Linked DNA regions of Mus musculus: all the other regions are linked to region 1. A link is a loop called in an ENCODE intact Hi-C map of the cell type or tissue named here. Cell type or tissue: heart. All regions are shown on one strand.

Region 1 (2,500 bases):
CTTCCTGCAGTGTACACTCTACAAACCCCCTGCTACCCTACCTTACTAAGTGGATTCTAGCATTTAGTTATTTCAGGTTATTTCAGCTTCTGTCTCTTCCTCCCCTCAGTTTTGTGGGACAAAGAATCACAGAGATCCAAAATGAGAGAACATCCTTTCAGTCATTTACTTCTCACTAGAGGATTCAAACACAAATTAGCCAGATTAGCCTTCAACTGGAGAATTAATCACCTGTTCAGGAAGACAAATTCTTTCCTATTTGCTGTGCACACCCTTCCTGTTCTGCCTTAGAGCCTCTCAGGTGGAGATCATAGCCTCAGACTCACTCAGAACCAATAAGCATGAGTAAGTGAGCGGAGTTCTCAGCTTAAACTGGGTAGATGGGTGGTAAACTGGGAGCCGATATCCTCCCCAGTGGTCCTGCATGGACAGATACCAATAAACTAGCAGGAGCCACAGATACAAGATAAAACTACCACGTAAATGATATGTGTCTATGAGTATATCCACATGCACACGTCTGTCCTTCCTGGGACAGGGCTTTGTTTATGTCAAGATGAGGGGTTTTGCTTATGAACTACAAAGTTTTCATAGATAGCATTAGCTCAATGCAGTCAATTAAAAATAAAATTAGGGAGCAGAAGGAGACATTTTCACAGCTGACTCTGATGCTCAGGTTGGAGGTTAGCTAAGGAAGAAAAAGACAGCAATATTCCAGCCAGCAAAGGAGCCACGGAGCTCCAGGCTCTAGGAAACATGATGTCACTGGCAGAGTCTTACTGGGGTACTCAGGGCAGCTGGTGAGAAGACAGCATTCTCTACAGTTAATGCTTGATGGATTTCAAGCCCCACACAAACAAGAAAGTTTGTGATAAGTCACAGCCCTCCTGACTTAGACTGAAGTCAAAGTCCCAGTGGTGTGGAGAGCCTGGAACTTTCCCGTATCTGTATCTATTGGAAGCTTGAAAGCAAATTCAGAGAAAACGTGTGACTGGAAAAAAAAATTCACAAATTGCATAAGTTTTGGAAAATAAACCCAAAAATAAAAGCCGGGGAGGAGGGAGTGGAGTATCAGTCCACTTTACTATTTCCCAACTATTAGATTTTTGTATTATTTGTAAAACAGTTTTGAAAAGAATCTTAAATGAAGAAGGGCCAAAAAAATCTTAAATGTTTCACGCAAAATATTCCATACAGTAAAATAAGAGAATCAACTAAAATGATTTCTTTAGTGTCATGTCTTATAGGTGCTCGACATTAAAATTATGCCTGCCTCTAAAGGGGAGTGGGGCAGCGAGGGGTGAGGGGGGAAGATGATACAATACAGTGAAGATTTGTTTTCCTACAACACAGGCGCTTTCATCCTGTTGCTTGAACCAAGTGTGGAGATAGAATAGAAATAGTCTGGCGCCATCTTGTGTCAAGCACTTGTAAATGGTTGTGGTTTTGAAACCTGAGTCTTGTATTTTGGAACATTTTATACTATGAAATCAGCTTATTTCTAACTTCCAAGAATGAACAAAATATTTATGCACAGAAATACCCAAAACATATTTGTTTCATAGAGTATAATAAAAACGACAGTAATGATTTATTGTGAGTTCTGTGTAGCTCCCATTCTGGGTGGCGTGGCAGCCAACTCCAAAGGGCAAAGCAGGATAGACTCATTCAGTTTAGAGCCCAAGGTCATTCAGGAATAGGATGGAATGGAACTTGGACTTGAAAGCTAAATCTAAATATAGTCTTTTATTAGTTATTGTCCTTTTAAAAACACCCACTACATGCTAAGCATTATGTTAAATAGTCCATGTTTGTTATCTAACAGTGCATTTAATATTCTTGTGACATAAAGCTACTACTATTGAATCCATTCACAAACTTAGACATGCATAAAGATTGTGAAACCTGCCAAAAATAACTTAGATGAAACAAACCAAGCTTAAGTTCAAAACTGAAGATGTATAATCCACTGTCATTTATATAAATGTTAATATCTTCCATTCATTTACTTGTAATTATACTCACATACATGCATGGGGACACACACACACACAGAGGGGTTTGGGGGAGAACTAAAGGGAGATGTTATTACATAGAATATTGGATTTGAAGCTCAGCAATACATTTGTTAAGTTGGAAGAATTTGTTAATTCGGACTTTAAATGATCATGTAGGAAGACAGAGAACATCTTGCATGGTTTTGGAGTTTGTTCTGAATTGCTTTTCTAAGGATCAGTTCTTCCTAAGAAGGTTCCTTCCTGGGCTGCATCCTAAGGTAAGTGCCCATGCAGAACCCAGAAGTCCCTTCTGCCTTTACCAGCACTTGGCACACTTTGCTCTTCATGGCCACATCATTAGATTCCCAGGTTCCTTGGTCTCTGTGTGGGTCTCTGCATCAGTGGCTATTGACATGCAGTCAAACTTTGTTGTCAAAAGAGTTAACATTCCCAAAGAAATCCTAGGCTAAGTTTCAAAAACAAAAACAAACCAAGCAAGCAAA
Region 2 (2,500 bases), 950 kb before region 1:
ATCTCAGCTTCACAGAGGTGAAATCTTAAAGGATATACCTACACATTGGTGGTCCTGCCTTCATATCTAGCATTTATGTTTTTTTAAGAACAAAAACATTTTCTATACTTTTTAATTTACTTCAATTTTGTTGTCAAACAACTATGTTGTACAATTATTTTTCAAAAGAAAATATTCTTTTGCACTGAAATATTCCTTGAATATATTAATGCTTAAGTAACTACTTCACTAAATTAAATATCCCTTTGGCTATTATCTTTAGCAAATTCATGCAAAGGTGTAAAGTTTTGATCATCATTTTTTAATATAACCACACACTCATTATCTTATAACTATTGTGTGTTAACAAGTAGCCTGTGTGCAAAATACTGTGTGTATTTTGTGTGCAAAAGAACTGCTGACTTTTGGAGTGCTTCATGATGGAGTTGAGAGAAAAAATTGCTTCCATTCTTAGTTTTAGACACACAGTGTTCTGAGAACATTCTGGAGAGGTTTGTTAGTAGGACACCTTATCTAGTACATGTAAGGCCCTGGGTCAGTACCATCATTGAAAAGGAAAATGGCCTTATCCTTATTTTCCCTGTCAGTAAGCTTTGATTTAATTTGCAAACATCCTTTCTATATGATTTAGCCAGAAATATAATAGTCGCTGATATCAGCCCTCACTTAGACTGTTCGCCAATCTTAAGTCCATTTTCCTCTTTTTAAATGCTTTATACAGTGCTTCATAATGCTCTGTGGAAGTCAGGTTTTCTTGGTGCTCCATATTTTGTGTGCAAAAGAACTGCTGACTTTTGGAGTGCTTCATGATGGAGCTGAGAGAAAATTGCTTCCATTCTTAGTTTTGGACACACAGTGTTCTGAGAACATTCTGGAGACGTTTGTGGAAACTGCTGTTAAACCAGGGATCCCAACTGCCATTCCATGGCTTCTGTCTGCCCTGTGAAGACTGCTATAGTTTTGATGTGGAGCTAGACTCAGGAGTTCTATTATTAAAAGACATGAAAATAAGAAAGGAAGGCAGGCTAAAGTTGGGCCCCGGCTAAGATTTCTTCCTATGTTTGACAAAGTTTTTGAAAAGTGAAATTTCACTTTTTAAAAAAGCTTAACACTTTTAAATGCTTTTTTTGCATTTCCTTTTCCTGAAGTGGGTTTCACACCTGTTTGTCTCTCTTAATTACCAGGAAAAGTGCCCAAAATGGAGAAAATATGACCTTAAGTGCTGATCCCTTGTGTTCAATGAGCAGAGATCACAATAACCATTTCCTGTCAGCTTTGCTGGCCAAGTTTTAGATTTTCAAAAGAAACTATTCATGACCTAGATTGCAATCATAAAATTCACCACTAGACAGAGCTGTTTGCCTTATTTTAAAACACTGCCTATTTTCAGGTTCTGCTAGAACATAAGAGCTGATGGAGAAAGGAAGCAAGCCGAATCTGTACATTGTCTGTCATGGTATGGGTGCTCTTGATGTCCTTGTGCTGCTGGTATATAATTTCCAGGTTGTTACTGTTGGTGTCAGTAGGGATGTTTTGACACTGGTGACAAACTTTCACCCACCACCAGGAAAATTTCAGTAGTTAATAAGGCATAATCAGCAAATTATGCAATTTTCTCATTCCTTTACATTATGGTAGATAAAGTCAGATGGATACACTAAATTCTGATCTTTTCATCTGGACAGTTCATACTGTGGAAAATTTGTCCTCTGCTATTTTCTGTGAAAACATTCTAATTTATAAAAAGAAAATAGAGGTTGGGGATATGGGAAGGTTTTAAAAATGTGTTATAAGCTCAATAATTCTTTACAAATATATGGGCTATACTGAAAAAGTTATGACCCAGTGTAGGTGAATGCCAGGGAAGGGAGTCAGGAGTGGGTGGGGGCTTGGGGAGAGCACCCTCATAGAAGCAGGGGAAGGGGGGATGGAATAGGGGGTTTCTGGAGGGGAAACTGGGAAAGGGAACAACATTTGAAATGTAAATAAAGAAAATATCCAAGAAAAGAATTCTATAGTCTAAATTAATCATTAGCCCAACCAACAAAGTGTTGAATTTTGGTGGTTTTCTTAGAACAGGTTCCTCTGAGGAAGGCTTTGGGCAGAAGGCCAATACAGCACCAACTTAAACAGTGAAGGGCAGAACCAGTGACTTTACTGGATAGCATTTGTTTTCACAGGGTTTCAGTTACAATGAGCTCTCCATTTTTGCAGTCTGGGTGCAGAAGAAGCATTTGCAGTGAGTAGGAATTGTGAATGGTACATTTGAAACACGTAAGCGTCTTCTGAAAAGAAACTAGTAGATTCATTTGATGTTTGACTTTACCGGAACCAAGTCATAGTCATGTGTACCCAGGCTGCTGTAATCCAGAGAAATATAGATAATGCCATTCCTCCTTGATTCTTTTCCAGATCTCCAGATAACCAGGCAATAAAACAAAGTGTAATTTATCAGAACTCGGCCAGTGACAGAGAACCCGGTTACTGCAGTGTTCATAGT
Region 3 (2,500 bases), 1.2 Mb before region 1:
TGCCTGGTTTTAAATGTTGGGGTCAGGAGGACTCTTATGATGCATGGAGATGCTCAACAGTAGCAGGAGTCATTCAATGTGTTACACGGAGAAATGGAGGTGAGAGAGGAAGTGGCAGGCCAAGATTATACAACTCATACCATCTGCAATGCCCGGAGCTTTATCTACAGTTACCCTATCCTATCAGGAACCAGGCATAAAGGCTGTGGCAAAGCTTAGAAAAAAAATGAAGGCTCCAGACAATGGCCAGATGAATTCAGAGTGCCCCCAAATGCTGACTTGCAACAATACAACCTCAGCAGAACTGACATGGCTTCATTATTTGTTTTTAATATAAAATTTGACGTCAAGCCGACCACTTTTGCTTTAACTCTAAAGGCTGTGATCATTAAAGGGCTCCAGAAACCCACCTTTGCAAGCCTCATCCTTCAGTCATCCAGAAATATAGTGTCACCATTGAATGTGCATACTATGACACCAGAGGAATAAAGTACATTTTCTTGACATTGCCACCTACACTAAAAAGGATCGTGAAAAGATGTAATTTTCTTTAGACCAAAAACTTGTAACCAGATATGGTAGCTCATGCCACCCTGTGTAAAGCTGAGGCAAAAACTTGAGTTCAAAGCCAGCCTGGACCAGTGTGAAACCCAGGCAGAGCTACATAGCAAGTCTTTTTCTCAAAGCAATAAAAAACAAACACTTTTCTGTTTATATTCAAGCCTATTAGTAACCACTAGCCATAAGCATTTTATGGCTCGAGCAGGACTTTGACCCTCTATAATTGACCTTTGTCCTCCCAGTATCCCGAAGTGAACCCAATATCTCTGACTCACAGATGGAGAAATAAACCCAGAAAAACTGAACAGTGATTTTTCATGTTTAGCAACTAACATGGGAGGAACTAACAGCTGTCTTGGAAGGAACCTTTTAAAAATCAGTAGAGATGAAGATAGTGTAACCAGTCAGTAACCATGCTGGCCAGCAGAGGGCAGAGCCCCTCCGTGTTCCTAGAAACTTACTGGTTCTGTCTGGTGGCTGTTTCCCACTGCTGTGTCCCAGGGCTGTGATCCAGCGGGCTCGCTCACTCCTAAACACAGAGAGCAGGTGCAATTTAGATTAGTTCTCTATACACTGAAAGCAGTTTATTCTAGACAGCCACTGCAAACCTATTTCTAAAACATAAGGTAGGGGACTGGCCTTGAAAATGGACAGGAGTGATTTTTAAAAAGGGAAGAGTTATCATTGTCAAACAAATAGAAATGTGGCTAGTTATTGGGTAAAGGAGACTTCTCATATAACTGTTGGACATTTAATGGAGAAGTGATTAGCCATTGAATCAGATACTTATCACAATCATCTGATGTTTAACAGTTGAAAGGACCAATTTCCCTCTTAAGGGGGCCTTTCCCTCCCATATACTCAACTACTTTGGTAAAGAAGCTGGGAAATCCCTTTTCTATGTGTGAACATTATTGAAATAAAAATTCTGAAATATTTAGACTATTCTCAAATGCTTTAAACTATTTTCATGAGCATAGTTAGAAAAAAAAATAGCCAAAATATTTTTAATATGCTGTTACAGCTGTGTAAAACGAAAACCTTACTATGACTACTACAAGTCCTGGGCAAGCACAGCGCTGTTCCACCACCACATCATCCTGTGTATTTAGAAAAGCAAGCGCTAGAATTGCAATTAGTCAAATCAAACTATGTGTATATACTATTTTAGTTCTCTATAAAATCTTCCAAAAATGCCATCTGTAGGATAAAAGCATTTCAGAGATAAGCAATCTAAGCCAATTTACTATACCAATACACCTTCTGGACAGACATCTTTATACCCAAAAACTTGAAGAACATTTTTTTTTTAATTCTCCCAATACCTAGTGACCTATTTTTACTCCTGGACATGTATGCACTCCTCTACCCTACCAAGCAGAGCAGCCCACATAAGGACTGGCAACAGGGCAGGCACAGCAGCCCATGCTTGTCCTCCGTGATCTTCCCGCTTCCCTTTCTTTTCTGCACTCCATTCACTATTGCCTGTTAGAAACCTTGCCTTTTGCAGTTGCTGAGAAGGCTCAGAAATGCACTTGCTATTGTGGAGGACTTCAGGTTCAGTTCCTAGTACCCACATAGGTGGCTTACTGCCTATTACTTCAGCTCCAGGGGATCTGATACCTCTGGCCTCTTCTAACACCCACACTCACATCACACATCCACACAGTTATGTGCCTGGCTAATTAGATTCTCTCCAGAGCACAGCTTAGTGTAACTGGTGCTCAGTAAACATCTGATTATAAGAGAATCATATTAATAATCACAAGCTGAACCTTGATCAGTTGTTTGCTGCTATTACCAGATCATAAACTCTGACAGGCAGGAGACTGCCACAAGGTAAAGGCCACTCTTTGCAATATAATGAGATTGACTTAAAAAGCCAAAAATAAATAAATTGGTATATGTTTAAAAGTAAAATAAATAGATAATGCAATTA

Evidence for each region. Peaks named below come from ENCODE experiments on the same cell type or tissue, not always from the same donor. Only the 100,000 strongest peaks of a DNase experiment are listed, where the experiment ranks them.
Region 2: a loop joins it to region 1, with 18 times the contacts of the local background. A loop is called at or near these places in 15 of 42 quality-filtered maps.
Region 3: it touches region 1 in a loop (11-fold over the local background); 20 of 42 quality-filtered maps call a loop at or near these places.

Annotation. Positions count from the first base shown.
Region 1 is chr3:61,243,217-61,245,716 of GRCm38, reverse strand. No RefSeq gene overlaps it. Among named protein-coding and RNA genes, the nearest start is that of Rap2b, 120 kb to the left of the region's middle. In heart, a CTCF peak has its summit at 1,426 (motif pointing left); no DNase peak of the experiment used is centred here.
Region 2 is chr3:62,191,556-62,194,055 of GRCm38, reverse strand. No RefSeq gene overlaps it. Among named protein-coding and RNA genes, the nearest start is that of Arhgef26, 150 kb to the left of the region's middle. In heart, a CTCF peak has its summit at 1,342; no DNase peak of the experiment used is centred here.
Region 3 is chr3:62,456,963-62,459,462 of GRCm38, reverse strand. It overlaps Arhgef26 (Rho guanine nucleotide exchange factor (GEF) 26), which reads right to left. Exons shown (of 14, transcript NM_001081295.1): 12 at 1,023-1,090. Among named protein-coding and RNA genes, the nearest start is that of Dhx36, 49 kb to the left of the region's middle. In heart, a CTCF peak has its summit at 982 (motif pointing right); no DNase peak of the experiment used is centred here.